3 separate regions of the Mus musculus genome follow, and all the other regions are linked to region 1. Evidence: chromatin loops called from intact Hi-C (ENCODE). Cell type or tissue: left cerebral cortex. All regions are shown on one strand.

Region 1 (8,000 bases):
GACTCAAAAATTTATAAAGAATAGAAGATTATATAACTTGTAGTTCTGGAGGCCTTGAATTTCAAGAGCATGACTCTGGTGTGGGTAGAATGCCTTCTTGTATCAAGCCATGGATTTGGTCATTTCATGGTAAAACAGAGAAAATATGCCAGAGAACTCATTTTATAAAAGAGCCAACCTCAAGATAACCAGTTAATCCATTAATTCAAGGACACATTAATCTATCAGGAGAGGGAGGGAGTGAGGGAGGGAGGGAGGGAGGGAGAGAGAGAGAGAGAGGGAGAGAGAGAGAGAGAGAGAGAGAGAGAGAGAGAGAGAGAGAGAGAGAAGCCCTTGAAACTGCAATGATAATGCTGTGTTTCCATAAAGAATTCTGGGAGATTCTCAGATTACAGCAACAAGCATTACAACTTTATAGCTAGTTCTTCTGTTTTCCCTTTCTATTCACTTATTGCCATTCCTCCACCTCTCTGTTGCCCCACCAGGGCAGAAGGCAGCTGTAGTGTCTTGTCTCTGAGGAAGTACATCTCACTTTTATGAAAGCTCACTAATTTGGATGTCTTTCTTTCTTTCTTTCTTTCTTTCTTTCTTTCTTTCTTTCTTTCTTTCTTTCTTTCTTTTTTGTTCTAAATGTTTAAAAACCAAATCCAAAAATCAGTTGTGTAAAAGAAATGTTCTCTGGTTTTCACATGATTTGACTATGGGTTCAGCAATTCCTTGATGGTGACATGAGAATGTAGAAGCAGACAGATTCTGGTAATCTTTTACCAGATTTTAGCCTACCTCAATTTTTTTTTTAAAATACTGGGCACAAATACTCATTTGCAAATCTGTATAACCTAACCAGAGCGTCAGTCTTTTCAACAGGTCTCACGGGTAAGAATCGCTAACGTAAACTGTGTGGGTATCCACAAGCTCCCTTGCCCGCACATACAGTTAGATTATTGATACCAAAAGCCCGGATAGTGAGAGAGCCACGGGTCCCCCACATACCCCAGCAGCAGCTTGGCGAGCTCACGCTCCACCCAGTTTCTGCTGATTCTTCCTTCGTTTCTCTTGTGTCTTGCTTTTCACTTCTGCTTCTTTTTCATTGTTACACATCAACCCCATTTGAATAAGGCAGAAGATTTAGCAAGGAGAGAGAAATAAATAGGCGGAGACGTTAAAATGTTAGAATAAAGGAAGGAGTGGGGGGCATGACTAGGAGTGTGGTCAACACTCACTTGGTTTAGGGGATGGGTTAGTGGGAACATTCTGGAAAATGTGAAAGCTTATTCATCATCTCTTTTTTTCTTTTGTCGTTACACAAAGGGGACAGACTGCTATCCTTTCCTACTCTGAACATTATCTTATTAAAAGCTCATGTGATCAGTCACTCCTTGAGGTTAGTGACCCACTCATGACTGACAGGAATGGTGAGGTCCACAGCCAGCACTCTCACTACCTTGTCTCCTGCTTGTCAGTGGGCATGTGGACATAACTAAGGAGAGTATCTGCCTGGAAATATACCATGTGTCACTTTTTTATTCTGTCCTACACAAGTCTCTACTCTGAGAACTTCTTAAATTTCACTATCCATCCGGTACTGATAACAAATAACTTAACTTTTTTTCCCCTTAGAGAATAATTCCAGTAGATTAGAGAAAATAAATCAGAAGAAAAAAAAACCCTCTTTCATCTCAGGGAATAGCTGCACTATCATTTAGATGTAAACTCACTGCAGTTTTGAAAACATTAAACAACTAGAAGACAAGAATCAATCTTGGGTAAATTTCACAAGGGCATCTTCCTGAGAAAGAACAAAAAGTCTAAATGACAGTGATGCTCTGAAACAAGATAAAGGAGAGGAGATGACAAAGACTCCTTCAAGGACGTGTATACACAGTCCCTTTAATGGTCTTTCAGAGGCGGGCTAGAGAAAAGACTACGTATATGACTGATGGTTTCTCCTTACTGCTATGCCAACTCCACCCTTGATTTTACTCGCTCTGTACTGACGAGATTGCTCTGGGGATTCCTTTGCTATCAGAAGGGGCAGTTGGGACAGGAACTGATGACTTGGAGGCCACTCACAGTTGAGTGAGGACATGCAGCGTCTTTTCCTTGCAGAACATGCTGCTATTTGTACGTTTGCCTCCAGCAAGCAGAGAAATAGTTCATCCCCACAGCCCCTTTGTTCAGACATTTATCACAGCACTTGACACTCTGCATTGAAGAATCTGTCTCTCTGCTTTGTCTCTCTTGCTAAATCTGCACTTTTCAGAGAAATGACTCTATGTTGTTTGTCTAACATCCCTGGAGTCTGATATAGTACTTGGCAGGCGTCAGGTGCAAAATTAATATTTTCTGACGAATAAATGCACACATGGATGAAAGAATATGTATGTAACATGTTGAATGTAATGTTGGGAATTGAAAGTACAACAATTCTTATACCTTCAAACAAACCAGAACCAAACAAGACGAAAATTTTATTTCCTATAGTATTTTAAATTTGCTTTAGAAATGTCTGGATTAAGTAGGAGTTTTGCCTGAATGCCAAAGTAACAGAATGTTAACACTGATGTTTATAAAGACTCCACATCAGTAAACCTGTTTCTTGATGTTTCTAGGGACTGAAATGCTTTTTAGTGTAATCTATATTTAGTGTAGGGCTTACTATATACCAGAGTTATGACATCAGCTGTAATAGGATAAAGCTTATGTTATTAATTATGGCACCAGACTGGTTGGTTATAACTCTGATATTTATAAGACTATTAGACCTGCAATGCTATCAGGTCAATGGCACCATTCATGATATCTAGAATGATGAGATTAGAGCTATATCCATATAGTACGGTTTCTTATAATATCAGAATGGCCGTAGTGTTTGATTTTAGTTGTCAAAGTTACAAGCATCATTGTTGACATTATCAGGCTGCTGGAGATCTACCTTGTACGTTGGCGTTAAGTCCATGAGTCAACTTGTTCATTTTTAATTCTGCTCAGTTAAGGCCAAGGGAGTTTTCAGTGCCTAAAGGAAGTGTATCCCGGGAGCCCACTTCCTTGAGTTTTGTTTGATCTTAAGTATTATGTGAAATCACGATCAGCAAGCTATACCTTCATGGGTTTATCCGAATGCTAACTTCCATGCTTGTGCTGCAGAGTTTAATCTACGGGCATCTTTGCTTCGTGTCAGAACAGAGACACATACTGTGGACACATTAGACTGTAGCTTAAGTGATTCCTCAGGACCTTTAGGAATTGCCTTGAGACCAGAAGTGACTGAATACAGCACCCTTGTTGGCTTCTTCCGTTCCTTCATCCCTCCCCAGCCTCTCCTGGAAGCACTGGCCACTCATTGCTAATTTTCCTCGGGGTTTACAATTCCTGCTTAGGAAAAGTTGAAGCAGGGTTCAAATTTAGGAAGAGGTTGTAGTGTGGTGGTATGAATTGCCCGGCCAGTTCATTTTCCTAATCTATCAGATACATCACTCTTTCCTGTCAACCTAAATTTCACGAATTTGGGGCCATGGATGTTCAACAGCTCTGTTAACTCAGGACCTCCACTTAGTGCTAGGAAACATGGGGAGGGAGAAACACACATTCCCCTCTCTATGGTGTAGCTTCACTTTCTCAGAACTCTCACCTCCTCCAGAGACATGTGTTTCAGGAGATACTGGCCCTCCCCCAGCCTCCAAGTCCAGAGGAGGCTCAGCTTGGTCTAAGTGAATCATCTTTGCCTCTGATTCCACTGTCTAATTGTTTTAGAAAGATGAAGGATGATAAGGATAATGCCAAGGCAACCTTTCTTCTGCTTTTGATGAATATTTATATAGACATGTATGAATTTTTTCCATTCTGTGTCACCATAATTGTTTCCTTAGCTCCTATCAAGCTTATATAACTTCATATCTTTATGCTAATTTTACATGGTTATGAAAGCAGACCAATATCTTCCATGTTAGTGACCCTGCTTATGATTTTCCAAACTACAGTCAGATGTGGCAAATCTTTCTCCCATTTCAAAATAACCTAACTCTAAAATAGAGTGAAATCTACCTCAGTGCACCTGCTTGGTAACTGCTGGAATTTCACTTGTGGAGAAACTGAATTGTGAGGATTGTGAGTCACTTCTGCTGGGGATAATTAGAAGGAAAGGAAATTGGGGCTTGGGAATAGAAAGCAGAGGTAGAGCAGATGGCAGAGGAAGGCTGGAGGTTTTTTGCAGTGAATCCTTGGGGAGACAAAGGATGAGAAAGTGCAGTAAACGCTGAACAGTATTCAGGTGACATCTGTGAGGAGGAGTTGAGGAGTGCCTGCCTGCGAGAGAGGATTTGACAGGCGTGTGGTTGGGAGGGAGTAGGAAGCTGCTTCTGAGTCATGCAATCAAGGAGGCATTGAGCATCTGAATGGAAACGAGGCCGAGGGAAAAAAACTAAATGGGATCGACAATCACCACACTGAAGTTTGGAGAAACACTCAAAAGCTTCAAGCAATAATGCTAAATGGAGATTAATACTTTAGCATCCATCCATTGTTGTGACCCTAAGATAATCAGAATTCTGCTATTATTTTATTTTGATGAACATAAAATATATTTTAATAACTAACCTTGGCTTAATTCTAGTTTGAGTATCTCAGATTCTTTTTTATACAACCTAAATTTCTTAATCTCAACATCTTCATCAATGAGATTTTCCAAACTTTATTTTTCAAGTATGATATGTTTATATTTACCTTCACTAAATTTTATCTTGTGAGATACCATGAAGGTGAGATTATAGATTTTTATCTCTCAATTTATGAATTTATACAATTATAAACTTATATTCATGTAGAAAATAATGTATGAAATATAGAATACAAAAATCAAACAATAGACTGGCTTGATGATACTATTCACTTGCAAAAAGCTTTTTAATGTTGTCAAATAAAATATATGTAGCCCACACACAATGCTGCAAAAGACATGAATGAACAACTCGGAGCAAACACCAGAACAGAGAAAGCTGCTCACTGTCCCTACTAACCATGGACATGCAAATTAGAGAATCAAGTGTCCATATTGGCAGCAGATTGAAAGAAATTTAAAACGTTATGTTATGAACTGAATGTTTATGTTTCTCCAAACTCCATATGTTGAAGACTAACTCCTCTGTGTGGAAGTACTAGGAAGGCTTTGAGAAGTGGTTGAGTTGTGGAGAGTTGGCATGGATGGGGTTAATGTCTTATAGAGGGATGGCGAGATCAGTACTCTCCATCCCTGTGGAAAGGCACCAAGACAACTCAACTGTCTGCACCAGGAAGAGGACTCTCTCCAGTGCCAAACCATGCTAGTACCTTGAAATTTAACAACTATGAGATATTAATTTTGTGTTGTTTATAAACCACCTATTTCATGAGGCCTTTACCTGGCAGGCCAAACTCATCATGGTAAGTTAATAACAAAAAGTGGGGACATGGGAAAATAGGATATTTGAATTCTTTCATGGGAGAATTAAGGTTAGCAGCTTTGGAAATATTGAACCCCAGCCTGGTGAGATTATGAGTTCCCATGTAGATTCCCCCGGTAATTGCACACTAATCAGAGTAAACAGTAATGCATGCAGAGATGGTTTTTTAAAAAGTAGTTTAGCAATGGGAAGAACTTGGAAGCATCCTGAACACTCATTGATTAAAATGTAGGTTAATGAATTATGGGAATTCCATATCATGGAGCTCCAGAGAGTTATTTCTTGGACGTATGTTGTAGGCTGTTCCTTGAATGCTTTCTGTCTAGATTTTTGTATGGCTCACCCCTCCCTTCTTCCATGCTTTACTTTGTATATTTGCATGCTTTACTCTGGTCACAGTAGTCTTTCTTGATGATCTATCTCATCTGATGTCACCAAGTAGATCAGTGTGTCTTCCAATCGTGCTTTATTTTCTGTGTGATGTTAGAGGTAACCAACCTTAGGTTACAGATGTATATTTGTTGGCTGTTTTTTGTTTTTGTTTTTTCCCCCCTGGAACAAAAAAGCTCCAAGAGGGCATGGATTTAAGAGATTTAAATGATGACAGCATTCACTTTCAGTAGTTAGTGTCTGGCACATACTAGAAACTTAATAATTTCCCCTGCAAATAAATCTATGTATAATTCTGGGCTAAATACATTTTCTTTGTGTTCTTTCCCTCTGTGTTATCCTGAGAGGACACTCATGTTTCCTGCATTCTGATTTCTGTCTTGGAGTTGGCGTTCCTCAGAAAATGCCCAAAATAGACTATCTAACACATATGAAGAATCTTTCTTTTTTAAAATATAAAAGTTCAACATTTTTTTGAGCATCTAAATCACTAATCTGAAGCACTACGTAGGCATCAGCCCTCTCTGTCTAGTTGGCTGAAACTGTATCCCAAGTCACATTCCTCTCCTTCATTTCACCCACCCTGATTCTTTCTTCTCTTTCCCTTCTCTCTTTCCCCAGCTCACACTACTCTTTCCCCTCCCTCCCTCCACACTGTGCTAACTTCTGTGACCTCTTTCCCTTTATTCTGTACTCATTCTGTTAATTTCCTTTGGAGGATCTCAGGTGAAAGTATTCTTCTATTATCTGCTCCCTAGCCTGCAACTGCAACAACAATCACTTGCCAATGCCAACCCTCTCCTCCATTCAACTCAGTCTTTGCAAAACTTCCCTTTTCTTTCATAAGGCTTAAGGTGAGCAGTTATGAAAAAAATCAAGCTAAGCTTAAGGTAGGGATATAAGAAAGACAATCTTTTATTTTCTGCTTTTCCTCTACTTTCCCCATGGTGTGGGAGGTTTATGTTAAACTAGAAACTGTTAGTGCACAGAGTAGGAGTGGCAAGGCCAAAGTTGGGTATAGCTTAGGTAGATACGAGTGGACAGACATGCATTCTTTTCAGTGACTCTATTTTTTTATGTACTTACTAATAAACTGAATAAGGACAAGAGTATATGTTATCTATTATATTTTGCTTCGATCTGCTTGAGCTAACAACTCAAAGGCTGATGAAAAGTTGTGAGAAATTCATCTTGAAGTTTCCCCTTTTCATGATATTTTTCTGATCATGATCTATTTATTATCTATCTATCTATCTATCTATCTATCATCTATGTATCTATGTATCCATCTATTATCTATTTCTATATTATTTATCTATGAATCTATGTATCTATCTATGTATGTAACTATCATCTATATATCTATGTATCTATCTCTCATTTATCTATCTAATTATATCTATCATCGATCTTTCATATATCATCACCTGAATAGTCCTCATCTATATATCTGTTCTTTCTATCATCATCATCATCTATCTATCATCTTACTCACTTGATAAAGATACCCTAAGAAAACCCGAGTAACACTCCACCAGTACTTGGTAATAGGAGTCCATCTAGCTCAGAGGGGAGTCAGAAAGGTCAGTGAACAGGACATTTTTAACAGAGCGGTGCAGTATCCACTAGTGTGTTGCCTAATGTATAGTCACACCGTGGCTTTGCAAATGGATGCAACACTGTATTTACACTTACAAGGAGGCTGCTGCGTCAGCAGATTGTTAATTAGGATGCTACCCAAGGCTAGTGCAGATTAATCTCCTCAAATATGCTTACTATATAGAGTAATCACGATTAATTAGCACATAAAGATTGGTCCAAAATGGGAGGATTTAAGGAACATCTTGCTTTGTTTGTCTCCTGTTGGATAGCTTGCTGAATAGCTTCCAGCTGAGGTAACCTTTAGCTCAGTTTCTCCTAGCTCATCTTAATAGGTAGCATGGTGTTAGGTGATCAAGAGATGATAAATAGACAGCCAGAACTACCCTTTCAATTACCCTTGTAAAGCTGCTGCTCAGAGCCCTCAAGGGTATTGGATCAAGGCACAGGCTGGCTAATGGGCAAGATGCCTATGGAGAGAGAGCTTAACACTCCTGAGTCTACAGAACTTAAATGTGCTCTAATTCCCAAGGACCACTTGGTTGCTAACGTTTTCCCTTAGTAGTCAGAGTG
Region 2 (8,000 bases), 1.2 Mb after region 1:
TGATTTTAAATCATCTCTAGCACAATTAGTGGGCAAATTAGCCCTAATCTATTTTTCTACATACTAGACTCTTAATTCCAAGCTGTGCTTCTCACGGTCTTGATGTTTGGGCCTTTCCTAGGTTATCTATCTGTGGGTCCATTTCTCTGGCAATGTGCTCATGATTCATAGAGCCTCGTGGTGGCCATCTCCTCCCTTCATCTTCTTTGTTGTTCTCCCTCCTTGTCTTCTCTCTCTCTCTCTCTCTCTCTCTCCCTCCCTCCTTCCTTCCCTTCCCTCAACCCTCCTCTTGTCGGACCATGAAAGGCAGCCTGTTTTCTGGTCGAGCTAGGTTAAAACCCCAGAGATCCAGTAGATTAATCTGCAAGGGACAGAAGGAAGTTTGCCACATGCTCCCAGACACTAGGCTCCTGATGCAAGGCCCCACCTCCATAATTCTGTGGCTTTCAGTCATGTAGGCTCCACCCCCACAGTTACCAGGCAACAACCAGATAACCCCAGTCCACTATAAAAGGAGCTGCTTACCCCTTCCTCACTCTATTGCCTCTCTATCCTCCTTGTTCTTACTCTCTCACTCTCACCCTCCCTTCTTCCCTCTTTCCATGTGGCCATAGCCACCCTCTACTTCTCTACACTTCACCCTCTCTCTGCCTTTCTACAATAACTGCCTTAAAACCAGTGACCAGCTCTTCTCATCAGGACCTACCATGTTGGAACAATGGAGTAGGACTTCCCCTAATGAGCTGAATTTCTTCTTCTTCTTCTTCTTCTTCTTCTTCTTCTTCTTCTTCTTCTTCTTCTTCTTCTTCTTCTTCTTCTTCTTCTTCTTCTTCTTCTTCTTCTTCTTCTTCTTCTTCTTCTTCTTCTTCATGTTTTCTTCATTTACATTTCACATGTTATCCCCTTGTTCACCAACCCACCCACTCCCACTTCCTGGCCATGGTATTCTCCTATACTGGGGCATAGAACCTTCACAGGACCGAGGTCCTCTCCTCCCATTGATGACCGACTAGGCCATCTTCTGCTACATATGCTGCTAGAGCCATGAGCCCCACCATGTGTTATCTTTGGTTGGTGGTTTAGTCCCAGAGAGCTCGGGGGTTACTCGTTAGTTCATATTGTTGTTCCTCCTATGGAACTGCAAACTCCTTCAGCTCCTTGGGTACTTTCCCTCTTCCCTCCTCCCTCCTTCATTGAGGACCCTGTGCTCAGTCCAAAGGATGACTGTGAGCATCCACTTCTGCATTTGTCAGGCACGGGCAGAGCCTCTCAGAAGACTCCTATATCAGGCTCCTGTCAGAAAGATCTTGTTGGCATCCACAATAGTGTCGGGGTTTGGTGGTTATATATGGGATGGATATCTAGATGGGGCAGTCTCTGGATAGTTATTCCTTCAGTCTCTGCTCCACACTTTGTCTCTGTAACTCCTTCCATGTTTATCTTGTTCTCCCTTCTAAGAAGGATTGAAGTATCCGCACTTTGGTCTTCCTTCTTTTTGAGTTTAATGTGTTTTGCGAATTTTATCTTGGGTATTCCAAGATTCTGACAAGCTGTGCTTCTAAGCTCCTGCCAGGAGGTTTCTCTGTGTTTTTAGCCATGGCCACCACCAAACCAAGCAGCCACCAAGCTTCTCCCTGTGGTAACCTGCTGGAGCTCTCCTCCTAACCTTTTACCTTTGCTCATGGGCCAAAGTCTGCCTGAGGGTCCCCACTTTGTTCTCAGCTTTTCTGAGAAGTACAGCAGAGTCTGTGGTGTCCAAGAGTGAGAACCTGTCATCCCTGGCCTGCGTGCAGCCCAGGGAGCCCAGAGTCAGCTCTTTTGTGGTGCCCGGCAGTGTCTGTGGTACCCGAGAGTTGGAATCTGATTCTTTCGGCAGTTCAGCGGAGACCCCAGACTGTGCCTTTTCCCATCCCTGAGAAGCATCCAGTGGCTTCTCATAGTCCAAAGCCCGCCCAGAGCTTCCGTGGGATCGGTGGTGCAGTCAAACTTTCCACATCTGCCTTGCCCAGTAGCCCTAGCCCCTTGCTTACATAGGACCCCATTTCTCTCTCTCTCTCTCTCTCTCTCTCTCTCTCTCTCTCTCTCTCTCTCTCTCTCTCTCTCTCTCTCTCTGTGTGTGTGTGTGTGTGTGTGTGTGTGTGTATGCACCTGTATGTGTGTGTCTTATGGTTCCTACCTGCAATCCCCTGTCTAGTAACTCATTCCCTGTCTATATATATGGTCTTCAGTCATTGGTTGCAGCCACTTTTATTTAACCAATAGCTTTAAATTAGGAGGGAAAAAAAGGTTTACATAGCATCACTTGGTATACATGAGGATCTGTCTTTCAGGGGGCAATTAGATTTGCAATGCAAATATTTAGCATTTGAAAACACAGCAGGACAGGAGCAACCCCAATATTTTCCCTTTTGTCTCAATAAAATGGCTCTTTCTCTTACTATCATAAACAACATACAGTTAGAACAATTATGAAGCAATTATGAAAACTACTTGATAAGATTTACATTCATAAAGGCCAGTCCGTCTGTATTTGCCAACTTGGATAAAGTATTCTGTTAATTATCCTATCTTGGTAAGATAGTTTATATCATAGTTTTATCATAACTTTTATTAATAATCTAAAAACATTTTTACACCTAAGAACATGTTTTAAAATCCTAGACATCTTAAGCTTAATTGTGAGACTATATCATCATATACCTGATAATGAATATTTATAGTGTGCAGGAAGTACAGACAAGCAACCTAGACTGTAGAAATGACAGAGGAGCTAGCTGGATGGACAGTCTCCAGAATTTCTCTAAAACACTGAGACATCTACCTTTAGCCTTCTGACCCAGAATATCTGACAGACCTTAGTGAAGCAGGAATTATGAAGAGGTTGCCTTACATTTTCCTTGAAAAGCTTATGAGTGGACATCTCTAGGACCAGGAGACAGGAACATATTCCTGACCTCCTCAGACAGAATGCCAAAGATAAACTCAAAAATATTCTATCCAAGACTACTTTATTGAGTCAATGAGGTTATTAGAGTTCCCTACATTAGCTTGGTGAGTCGTTATTTATAGAAGGATGAATGGCTGAAAGGCAGATTCATCGCTGAAATGTCACTCCAGAATGAGTGATGATTAATGAAGCTGGTGTCACATGGGTTCCCTCCACAATGTTCAGGCAGCTACTGAAGAGTTTCTTCTTCCCCAAAGTAGATTGTTGTTTGTATATCTTCTAAGGAATTATAAAGTCTCTCCAATACTACTGATTTATGTGGTATTTCTGAGCTTCTTAACACTTTCAAGACTCTCTACTATGTTATGGAAAAAATGTTTCAAATTGGAAGAAATAACCTACAGAACACTGTCTATGGCCCATGTATATATCACAATGCAAAATGAATTCAATTTATCTTTAAAGGTTATCAATAACTAAATATCTCAGACTATATATATATAATGTGTGTATGTGTGTATAGGTATGCATGCACATATATACATATGTGTATGTATATGTGTGTGTGTGTATGTATACATACACATATATACATATATGTGTGTGTGTATATAAATATATATTCCCAAAATTCCTGCTGCCACTCAAGAATCCTACAGTAAACATTTGCATCCCCTAGATGACTGTTTTCCTTAGGACTCTACAGTGTTTTCATCTTCACTCATTGAACAAACAACCAAGCAAGAAGAGAGCCTCTCTAAAGAATCTTCTTCACAGGGATTGACTTTTCAGGAATATCTGTGTGGGACTGAATTAATTAAATTAAATTGGTGTGAGGATTACCCCAGAGTTGGAAGCACAATTCCCTGGGCATGAAGTTCTACACTGTACAAGAGTGGAAAAATTCAGCTGAACATAAGGAAGCAAAAAGACAACATGTGTGTGTTCCCTGCTCACTATTCTTGTATATTACAAGCAAATTTAAGTTCTTAATGCCTAAACTTGCCTCAAAATAATTTAATATAATTATCTGGACTTGTGATGTTAAATAAATTTTATCTCTCCTAAGTTGTTTTTTGGTCAGGTTATTTCATTGCAACAACATAAATGAAATTAAGTCATTCATCTATAAAATATCTCAGATGATCTTCGTAATGTTGTATTAGTGTTAGGAAGAAGTGCTAGGGTTATGTGAATATAATTTTGTCCTGATGAGATCTACCATGGGTTTCACAACATGTAAGAATTATATTATGGGTCGGGGGGCGTGCATGTAAAATCTGTCCATCTTATGAGAGCAATTGGATTGCAGCATATTAATTCAAAATCTAATTAAATAAAAAGTCTTAGCTATGCAAAATATATTGGTAGATAAGGATCAGAAGCAAGAGAAAACATGCACTATTTATTACAACAAAGGACAAGAGTAGAATTAATAGTTCAAAGTGACAGCAAAGAGAACAAGCCGAAGCTTAAGCAAGAGGAACGGAAGGTTGGACTGCACCCAGTAGTTGTGTGATAAAAATATCAGCAAAGAAATTTCAAACTGGGTATTCCAGAACTGCTCTTGTAAGGTGAGAAAACCCATTACTGTCTGGGGATATTTTGAACCTGATCTCATAGAGGGCATAGTGTTAAGCCTGGGAGGCTGGGTGATTAATGTCAGACTCTGTAGCTTGCTGCCTAGAAGTTTACTCGTTCTTCCAATGCAAAGTTGCAGGGTTTGAACTAGGGCAATTAAAAAGTTCTGACAGACATCAGAGAGCAAGTAAACTACATAATAAAAAAAATAAAATAAAAACTAGCCAGAGGTAGATAAAACTTGAAGGATAAGGTCACCAGATGCAGACATCTGGATAGTATTGATGGGAGCATAATGAATTCTGTTTTCACCAAGTTAGGTAAATATACCTGTTTCTATTCCTTTTAAAGAATGTGTTAACCCATACATGTTGATAGTGTGAGACTTCAATACTACACTCTTGCCTTAAACAGGTCATTCAGAAACAAAAATAAACAGAGAAATGCTTGCACTAACTGATAGACATTATAAACTAAATGGACCCAACATATATTTGCAGAACATTTCACGCAAACACAAAATAATATAACCTCAGCACCTGATGGAAATTTAAAGCACAACTGGCCACATTCTTGGACAGAAAGTGTATCTCAATAGATATTGGTTAATTGAAATGACATCCTATCTGGCCACTATGGTAACCATGAATGTTTAGAGAGTATCAAGCTAACAGACTCACAGAAATGTACCAATTTACTACTGAATTTAAAAAAATAAAAAATAAAAAAAGAAATTAACAGTTTGAGGAATTGAATGAAAAGTAATATACAACATATTAAATTAATGAGACACAATGAAGGTGGTTTGTAAAAGTGAGTTCATAGCACTTGTAGCCTGCATTAAAAAAATAAAAATAAAGGAAAAAGGAATGGAAATCTGACACTAGTAACTTAACATTACACCTGAAATCTCTAGGAGGAAAAGAAAAATCATATCTAAAAGGAGTAAATGTCAAAAATAATCAAATTTAGGACTAACATTTATAAAATAGAAACGTTGAAAAGAAAACAATAGAAAGACTACTAATGACATTCTGCTATGCTTATACATTGGTGTCTTGCTCAGCCATCATCAGAGAGGTGTCGTCTTCCATCAGATGGCAAGAAACAAATAGAGCCGCAGCAAGGCACAACGCATGGAATGAGAGATGTTGAAACATTCAGCCCTTAATCATATGCCTTTATGAAATCACCCATGGGGTACAGGCAACCCAAGTAAGAGGAGACAACAATAGTGCAGATCCAAAGGCAACATAGCTCACCAAGGACAAGTAGATTTTTTTCTTTTTTCATTTTTTATTAGGTATTTTCATTTACATTTCAAATGCTATCCCAAAAGTCCCTCTATACCCTCACCCCACCCTGCTCCCCTACCCATCCACTCCCACTTCTTGGCCCTGGTGTTCCCCTGTACTGGGACATATAAAGTTTGCAAGACCAGGGGGCCTCTTTTTCCAATGATGAGCAAGTAGGCCATCTTCTGCTACATATGCAGCTAGAGAAACAAGCTCTGGGGGTACTGGTTAGTTCATATTGTTAAATCAACAGGATTCACACACATAGGAACTCACAAAGACTGAGGCAGGATGCACAGGGCCTACACAGGTCTGTACCAGATGCAGTCCTAAAGGTGAGTTGCCTGGATGTATAACCGTCCCTAACCCAGTGATAATCTTAAAGGATAATCATTCTCTAATGAAAATTTAATTTTTGTAAGGTGTCTCACTGAAGAAACAGGGTACACTTAAGGGTAGGATAAATAAATAGTCAGCTCAAAATAGCTCAATGGCACCATTGATTGGAGAGGTTTCTTGTCACATAATCCTATATCAGAGTTTTTTAAAAAATCAGTCTTATTTTTATTGTGTGTGTATGTGTGTGTGCACTTTCCTTAATCTACAGAAACTTTGTATACATATCATGGATTACAGGGTAGTGGTTTTACTGGATTCCTCATTATATGAGCTAGTGGATATCAAATCTATATCTGTTTCTTCTGCCTTTATTGGGCTATTTCTCTCTGTTTATTTGTTTGTTTGTTTTGTTCTATCTCAGTATATGCATTTTGTTTTATTTTATTTATTATCATTCCATCGAAGCCATCTGTTTGTTGTTCTTGTTTCTATTGAGAGACAGGAATGGGGAGGATCTGGATCTGAGAGGAGGTAGAAGGACCTGGAAAGAGTAGAGAAGGGAAAACAATATTCAGGACATATTAAGCGAGGTAAAAGGATGCTGGTGTGTACTGAAAGGCAATTCTGAACAGTGATAATATAGAGAGAAATCGCCAAGGATACCTAGCATTAGAAATTATAAATAACTAGACATTTTAGCATTAAATCTATATCAGTCTACGTCCTGTCTAGAAGTAGGTATCGTGGTCAATTTAGCACAGTCAATGTAGATTTTTAAGATTAATTTTGCAAACAAGAATGAACACAATTTGGGGAATCCTTCAGGCTATTACTTTGAACATTCCTGCTTTACCTACCTAATTTCTGTTTTACAAAACTTTAAATATAAGGAACACACTTGAAAAGGAAGATTTTGTACAATCACAAAAATCAGGCCATCTGTAGAAGGCTTGTCAAATAAAATTTGGATAATACTTGGAAAAGTTACTATGAGTCAAAACATCATTATATGTGAGAATTCGAAAGTATCTGCCTTTCCTTAATTTTACTTAGTCTGAAAATTTTATCTATGGAGAACGTGAGTTGGGAAGGCTGTTAATTTATTTTGATTTGTTTATATTACAATTCTCTGAAAACAAAACAAAAAGATTAAAATGAACTGAATGTTAATTCTCATAAATGTGAAATGTTTAAATAAATGTAATCTTTCCTAGGAAAACTGAAACATAACTGTAAGTTTAGAATACTCCAGATATTTTTTGTCCTGAGCATCATCCCATTGCTAACTCTCAGTGGCAGTAAGGATCAAGCAAGCACTTCAGCAAGGATTGTCCTCCACTAAGCAATGAGAAAACTCTCAAGGGCATGTTAGAAATAAAGAAGCCACCTCCTTCTCACATCCTTTTCATTTCTCTCGTGGCCAGATGGTGAGAAAGATATATTATGTAACATTGCAGATCAACTTCCTCGAAATGAGAGTGAAATGTAGGATGGAGAATATGATTTGAAAATAAAAGCTGAAGATGGTTGGCACGGAAACGAAAAGTTGCTTGCTCAAACTGCAAGTCAACCAAAGAGAGCACATCGTTTTGGCAGGTAATTTTGTGATACATTGCTCAGAGACATCATGTGAAGGAACTCTCTCTTGGATAATAAAAGGTAAAAAAGGAATCGGCTATCATTGTTCTTAAAATTCTGAAGCAGTTGATTGTTTACTGAAGAGGAAAATAATTTACCAGCTAAAGTCTAATTATTTTAAGATACAAAAATTTGCATCATTATATACTAAATAGAAGTACCCGCTCTTTGGATTTCTGGCTAGAGTGACACTCACAGAG
Region 3 (8,000 bases), 510 kb after region 1:
GTCAAAGTACCAAATAGTGGAGACACGCTGCAAGCACTGAAAAATGAATCGTTAAGTGAATGAACATGAAGGATGCTTGTTTCTGATAGGATTCAAGTGCAGAGGATATTTGACATTGGATAATAGTTAATATTTATTGAATATTTGCCACACTCTCAGAATCTTGTTAAATTTATTACATGTATAATCTCATTAAAGCCCTTAAAGACCCTATGACGTAGATGGAATGCTGTCTAGATGCATTGTTTGATTTATTTGAAAGATACTTAAAATGAATTTCCATAGAAATACTTAACTCTGTTCATGTTTATACAGGTTCCTAGTTTGAGACTAGCCTGGTCTACAAAGTAAGTTCCATGTTAGCCGTGGCTACATAGCAAGACTCTGCCTCACAAAATAGAAAGAAAGAAAGAAAGAAAGAAAGAAAGAAAGAAAGAAAGAAAGAAAGAAAGAAAAGGATAAAAAGAAAAGGGAAGAAACAATATTTTCTCTCTCAGTGTGTCACTATACTCTTAATAGATATGGTCATGAATGCTAATCCAGCATTTAGATGACTTAAATTACAACTGGATTTACAATATAAAATCATATTTGAGGTAGTTTTTTTTTTCCTGCCAGTAAAGCATTCTCACACTCCTGCTGCTCCAAATGAATGTTAATCATTTTGTTTAGTGCGTATAAAATCTGTCTTGACAGTACTTAATAATAAACACAGCTATCAAGTATACTGTTCAGATAGCCTTCCAGACCCCAATTTGAATGGAAAGTAGTGATGATTTTTTTGTGTGGGAAATAGTCTCCCTAACACTTAAGGTCAACCGTATGTGCACTCATCAAAGCAATGGCAAGGAAGTAAGTGTGCTTGAAGAGCAGTGACATGCTTTGTGTTCACAGCAGCTGAGATGCCAGCTAACAGAGAGTGGCAGTTATTAACAGCACTCTTGTGCGAAGCCAAATCCGAATGCATTGCGCTCATAGCCCTTAGCACAGTTACATTTAATGAAAGCGTTCTCTAAAAGAGAGATTAAAAGTCATCTCACCAACAAAATGCCAATATACTTTCATGAGTTCTAAAACAAAAGGCATCATTATTGATAGGGATTTATGCTAACATCTACAAAACGAGTTATCCTCATAGGAGAAACTAGTTGACATGCGCAGCGAGAGTTCAGCACCTGAGCTCAGTGATGAAATAAGGTCAGCACACCTGTGGCAGGTGCAAAGAGCATCCCTTTAGAAATTTCGGGGTAAGTATTAAATATAATTATTTCGGTATTGTAAGGGAGTGCAACATGGGCTAAGAAAATTCTCAAACGGATATAAGCAGGACTACAGTGAAGAATTTTATAAGGCAGTCAAGTTCGGTTTAGTTAGAATATAAGCGTTTGAGTTGGAGGCTGGGAAGCTTCACGTGAAATAAAACACTCATTGTGTTGTACACTCTGGGGCTAGTTAAATTTTGTGTGTGATGTTTTTATTTATTCGCAAATCTCTATAATAAAGTTTGAAACATTATTAAAATTTTAAAAAATACCTGCCTTCATCTGAAATTTTGTGACTAGTGAATTAGAAGTGATAGATACAGAATACTCATATTTTTGTAGTTTTAAACTTTAAGTGGTTAATATGTAATATTATGTCTGGAAACTAAGTGCCAAATGTTTAACACATCTATCAGTGTTTCCACTTGTGGTGATGATATGTTGTAGCCTCTAACTACTAGGATATATGATCTTCAATGTATCTGATTGGTATTATGAATGTGTGTGTGTGTGTGTGTGTGTGTGTGTGTGTGTGCATCTCTGTTAACCCTGAAGGCTGTGAAAGTTCCTTATTTTTGTTGAATATGGAACTTGTTTTGATCTGGACAGCTTTCAAGATATCTGAAAATGATCTTTAAGCCTAAACATGCCTATCTCATTGTCTTGAGGAAAAAATTATGCTCAGGTTTTAGGTGGTTTAAACATTGAAGGGAAGGGGTCCCATACCTACTGTGAGATTCTTATTATTTTAGTGAGTTGACTCTTCATACCTAAGAAAAAGTGAGAAAAATTTACTTAATCTGAGTACAGTGGTCATAAGACCAGATGTTACCTATAGAATTACTCTCAGAATTTCATAAATACAGTAAGATGTGACAGCTTCCATAACCAAATACTAATATTTCGAGGTACATGTTTGCCTAGAATAGATCTGTCTGGGTGGCATGTATTGTAATGTATATTTTTCCCATTTCACTTTTTAAAATGACCCCTCTCACATCTCACAAAACAAAGGGAAAGCTCTAATCTACTTGTGATTTATTGTAGTAGATTGTTCTGGGATGTAAAAATCTCAGAGGTTGCAAAGGAACAATTCAAAATATCAATGTGAGTGTTGAAAAATAATGATCCAGCCCTCTGTGTGAAAAAACCCTTCTGCAAATCAGTTGTTTCCTAATTTTTATTTCCAGAAACACTGATGGAAGATTACATGAATATGTCAATGGAGGCATGACATGTCTTCCTTTTTATATGTAGTCATCTGAAGTTTTGGGATATAACAGGTAAGTAGTTTAAGACACCGAGTTATACCTTTTTAAAAGTCTCTTTGTTAATGTGAAGAGCATGGGTCATCTTACTCACTTGTGGAAATGGTCATATGGATCTAGGCATAAGTAATGCTTCCTTACATATTTTATAAAACATTTCAAAATGAGGCCATTCATGTGACATGCAATGGCAGGCTGCTGTCATCACCTGTAACTATTCTAAAATAGAAGCCAAAACAGTTTTTGGTATCCTCCTGAGAGTGTTTGCGTTGAATACCGAGGTCCTTACAGTACTTAGTCTAGATTTCATTACAATGTTGCATTACTTGACATGTTTAGGACTAATCCAAATGTCTCATTTCTATATTTCTATCTTTTGGTTTCAGAGGTGTACTAGGTCTTACCAAGGTTTGGTGTTAGTATAAACACTACCATAAGAAAATAATTAGTCACTGTTACCGCTGTGCAGACACAGGTTTTTTACACTGATCTCACAGCACTCATGGTTGGATATGCACTGAGTAGCAGTTAGGTTTTGTTGGAGGAGCTATGTTCTACATAGCTAATCTTGTTATTTATAATTAATGAAAATCTTACTTATTTCAGTGTTCAAGAAACTTTAATTTATTCCCCCACCCACTGACTTGTTGTACTTCATAGGTAGTCCAGTAAAATGTAAAAAGGTTGGGCATATTTTGTAAAATTCAGAATTGGGTTTGGCTGTTGTTATTGTTGTTCTGTAAAAATCTTATTCAGATTTAAAATGTTTGCTTGCAGTTCCATTTTGCTTGGTGGTATTTTGAGGCATGTAAGACTTTTTTTTTTACCATTATTCATTATTATTATTATAATTATCAAAAATTTCAGAGTTACTATTTCTCTAATGTGTTTAATTAATGTGGTTGATAGTTTGATTTTAATCTATGAATGAACATGTTGAGTCAAGACATGTGATTTTTTAATATAACACGTGTTATATTGTATAAAATACTTAATATTTTCATATATGATGTATAATACTCATATAATATTTTTATAAAGACAGAACAACTTAACATTATAGGATCTGAATTCAGAGTTTGTTTTATTTAAATTATATATTATTCTGAAAAAGACAAAGAAAATGGATCAGATAACAAGCAATTAAAACCAAAGAAATTTGGAAAGATTGACTATTACAAGATAAAACGGATCTTGGAATGTAAAAATATTCTACTTTTTGAATAATTTTATAGATTTATATAAAGTGTTTAAACTGTGTAAACCTTATCATTCTGCTAAAATGATGAATGTTAGTCAGCAAATTATTCATCGATGCTTGGAATTAAAAAAAAAAAATTGTGTCACACAATTAAATAGCAACATTATGCTTTAGTTAATTTTAAAAAGTGTTTTTAACCTGAGTGGAAGTTATTTCAAAAGAAGTGCTTTTAAATCGTGCTTGGTTTGACATGAAAAATGAGTCTTAATCTGTTCTACTCATCAGTTCCGTGGTCTTAGATGAGTCACTTACCTTCCCAGAACAAGCTCATTTGCAACAGGAACCTTCATCTCCATCATCTGGCCCTCTTAAAAATTCCATCAAATGCTATGTGAAAATATTGGGGCCAGGGAAGCAATTACAGAAATATCCATCAGACTTGAATGTGACATGCTGTTAAGTATCCTCTTCATCTTGTTCTTAAATAAGGCTCTGCAAGAATCCTTCACTTGAGATGGCAGCTTCAAGTTTGGAACAGAACGCTGTGCAAAAGAAGGGATTCCTTTTATTTGCTTAGTCTTCAGAGATTTGAATTATAAAGTGAACTGTGGTTCCTTAATTGAAAGAGAGTGTCTGGAGGAAAATAATAGTATTATACTACTTAACTGTGTTTCCATTCCCTAAACTACTTACCATATACCTGACTTAATTTGATTATATAGGTTACTTGATCTATGTGATCAAGAAGGCATTATTAGCATCTGTGTCACTAATTACTTCCTCTCAGAAGGCAGTCTAACCAGTTTCCTTCCTGGTCACCTTTCCCAGACACGTCTAGAGTGATGACAAACTGGCCAACCCTGACTGTGCGGCTACAGACGACACTTCAGTCTTCCATTAATTTCTGTCAGTTAATCAACTGTTTTGTTGATTTAGTTGTCACACGTAATTTCAACACACTATGACCTATTTTAGTTGTCATTTTACATTGGTCAGTGCTAGTTTATATTTCCCACAATTATAACCTTAACCATGCAATAATCAAAAAATTGTCATAGTTGCTCTGGATGTATCTAGATCACATTTCTTTCATCTATGGATCAGAGAACGTCAGAGGGAGGTCAGAAAGGTTGTGCCATGCCTCAGAATACCAGGAAGTCTTCTATGAGACTGCCTCTCGTAGAAAGTGATGTGTAGAGAAACCTAAACAATGACAATATTAATAATCATGTTAATAGAAGAAGAAAGGTGCTCAGTGGTTCCCACCCCTAGACATACAACATGTAACTAATGACTTTGGAAAGTGGAAAAATTAGTCACTCCTATACATGAATTACCTGAGTGGTTATTGAATACAAAGGTATAGGATACACAAACATCAGAAACAGACTTAGTAAGCTGTATTGACATATCTGGGCATTACATATAGATAACCATAATACTCAAAGAAAAACAGGTTATAAATTTGAGAATGGAGCTGGGGTCAAGGGACGATTTGGAGGGATAAATGAGGGAGTGTCTGAAAAAAAGAAAGAGAAGGGAATTATGTAATTATATTTTAGTTTAAAATGTATGTGTAAAAGTGATATAAAATTTAAAAATATAACTCAGCCCACTTAAAAATATTGCTGTGTAGGTTGTGAGGAAATAAAACCACCCACATCACAACTTGGATCATCCTTGGAAAAGTGAGACAAGAGTTGTGGGAGTAACCAACCACCTTCCAAGTAGATCTGAAGCCTGATCCAGAAGTGGAAACCTATGCCTGGTACTGAAACCTAATTAACAATCCATATCTGGGGATTGGTAGGAAGATGCTTACTACAATTATCTAACTAAAACAACACATCATCAAACTGTCTCTAAATAGCTGTGCTTAAACATATAGAGTCCATATGTTTTGTCCATTTTATAGACAAGAGGTACTGTTAGACTCAAACATAAAAGCCTCTCTTTCCTAGCATACACAGAAGTGGATGCTCACAGTCAGCTAATGGATGGATCACAGGGCTCCCAATGGAGGAGCTAGAGAAAGTAGCCAAGGAGCTAAAGGGATCTGCAACCCTATGGGTGGAACAACATTATGAACTAACCAGTACCCCGGAGCTCTTGACTCTAGCTGCATATGTATCAAAAGATGGCCTAGTCGGCCATCACTGGAAAGAGAGGCCCATTGGACTTGCAAACTTTATATGCCCCAGTACAGGGGAATGCCAGGGCCAAAACGGGGGAGTGGGTGGGTAGGGGAGTGGGGGTGGGTGGGTATGGGGGACTTTTGGTATAGCATTGGAAATGTAAATGAGCTAAATACCTAATAAAAAATGGGAAAAAAAAGCCTCTCTTTAGAGTGAATATCAGTGAATCCAGAGACTCATGGCTACTGATAGACTAGAATGACTGATGGTCAAAGGCCCATTTCTGAACAAGGCATTTGTAGCTCAGGACACATAGCAGAAGAAATCAGGAAGTGTCTAGGAGCTAAAAGATAGAGTGAAGAGCTAAAAATACCTCCAGAATTAATACAACTATTAAAATCTGAAACTCATAACAACTGCTTTTATGTACACTGGACCTATACAAGGCTGGCCTTGTCACCAATTTGTTACGGAGGAGGAAATAGCTCATAGACCGCTAGTCATTACTGCTGAACAGTTGAGTATTGATGAATTCTGGGACAGACAGAGGCGTTGTCTGCAGTTACTTATCCACTGCTAAAAGCACTAGTCTCCGAGAGATAGCTCACACAGACAGAAGCAAAAAGCAAAGAGAAGACATCAACTTGAGAAAGTGCTTTTTAGATAGAAGGTTGGATAGACAGGCATAATAGAGATTGAAAGAAGGTAGGTGTGAGTGGTCAGTATTCATTATGTACCAGAGCGACACTTGTCAAATTTAATTTACCTGAAATTGGTGGAAAATTAATTGTGTTTATGGCCACAAATAACCTATCTGAAAAGCAATAATGATAACTATGCATTTCTCAAGAGGGATAAATTTAGTCAATGAAATGAAATGCACAGCTTATAAACTGAAAAATGGAAAACATTGATGAAAGAAATTAAACCAGTAACCTTGTAAGGCAGGTGGCAGAACAACTGTGCTAAGAAAGTAGAGCATACACACTGACTGTAGAAAAGTTGAAGATTGGGGAGAGAAGGAGATAGATAAACTGAGGATGTATAAAGATATCATAGGGCAACCCAGTACTTATTAGCTAACTAAAAGCGGAAGTACCCAGAGAAAACAGTATTGGAATGGAGGTACTGTGGTTCAGGGGATAATCCGTCTCCAGAAAACTATAGGTTATTAGACAAAAATCATTTTGACTGATTTGGAACACAAACCTATGAGTTTTGATTGCTCTCGTATGCCTACCACATGAACGCTAAGACCCTACTGCTGGATATAGCCACAAAATCCATTTATAAATCACAGAAGAGTCAAGTTGGAGCTGACCTGAATGCTCTCTCCTCGCAGAGTAGCTTTTGCAGTGTCAGGGGTGTTTAAGAGGATAGAGCTGTGCCCATTTTTTCATAATTGTCTATTATTTAGTTTTAGTTCTAGTTTCATTGTTTATTTTTAGCTGTGTTTGAGCTGCTTTTAAGATTTCATACTTTCAAATTATTTAGAGATGCCTGATTTCATTGCTAAACTACACAACCGATATTTCACATGAGTTCAATATTGTGCAAATTGCATCTTGATCCATGTTTGTTTCAGGATCATTAAAACTTCTCCACCTCTGTTTAGATCAAAAAATTTTCAGAGCATGAGATAATACAGAAATGAACTCCTGAGCTAAGTATAACATTCCAAGACAATCACCATGCAGTGGCTTAGCAACTCCAGTCTTTTGTCTGTGCAAACACTCTAGGCTTGCTCTGCAAAGATCCATATCGCTATCACTCATGCATTATAGAAAAATGACATTAGAAGAGTCTCAGAGTTTCCAATAATTATATACTTTATTCTTCTAGTCACAAAATAAACCCAATTAGGGAAGGATTTGGAATATTTGGAAGAAAACAGCAGATTTAAAGGCTTAATTGGTTCTTCATGTGGAAATTATACTCAGCAACTTGGTATAATATTTCTTCATTGCCTAATCCAACATGGAGAAAATTGACAATCTGCAAACACCAAATCATTTTCCAAAATCAGATAAATAGTAGAGATGGTTTATTATTATTTGAATATAAATTACTTGCTCTGTTTTAACTATTTCATGTGAATTGAATCTACTGAAATTAAAGAGATTGATAACTGGAC

What was found. A loop is a pair of places that touch in the nucleus more often than their neighbours do. Peaks named below come from ENCODE experiments on the same cell type or tissue, not always from the same donor. Only the 100,000 strongest peaks of a DNase experiment are listed, where the experiment ranks them.
Region 2: a loop joins it to region 1, with 4 times the contacts of the local background. A loop is called at or near these places in 2 of 42 quality-filtered maps.
Region 3: a loop joins it to region 1, with 5 times the contacts of the local background. A loop is called at or near these places in 2 of 42 quality-filtered maps.

What each region holds. Positions count from the first base shown.
Region 1 is chr5:54,231,136-54,239,135 of GRCm38, forward strand. No RefSeq gene overlaps it. Among named protein-coding and RNA genes, the nearest start is that of Gm10440, 110 kb to the right of the region's middle. In left cerebral cortex, no CTCF peak of the experiment used is centred here; DNase peaks (open chromatin) are centred at 3,209, 3,665, 4,282, 6,305 and 1 more place; H3K27ac peaks cover 5,652 bases.
Region 2 is chr5:55,408,755-55,416,754 of GRCm38, forward strand. No RefSeq gene overlaps it. Among named protein-coding and RNA genes, the nearest start is that of Gm25513, 110 kb to the left of the region's middle. In left cerebral cortex, no CTCF peak of the experiment used is centred here; DNase peaks (open chromatin) are centred at 4,492 and 7,625; H3K27ac peaks cover 494 bases.
Region 3 is chr5:54,736,204-54,744,203 of GRCm38, forward strand. No RefSeq gene overlaps it. Among named protein-coding and RNA genes, the nearest start is that of Gm24235, 87 kb to the right of the region's middle. In left cerebral cortex, no CTCF peak of the experiment used is centred here; DNase peaks (open chromatin) are centred at 4,154 and 5,430.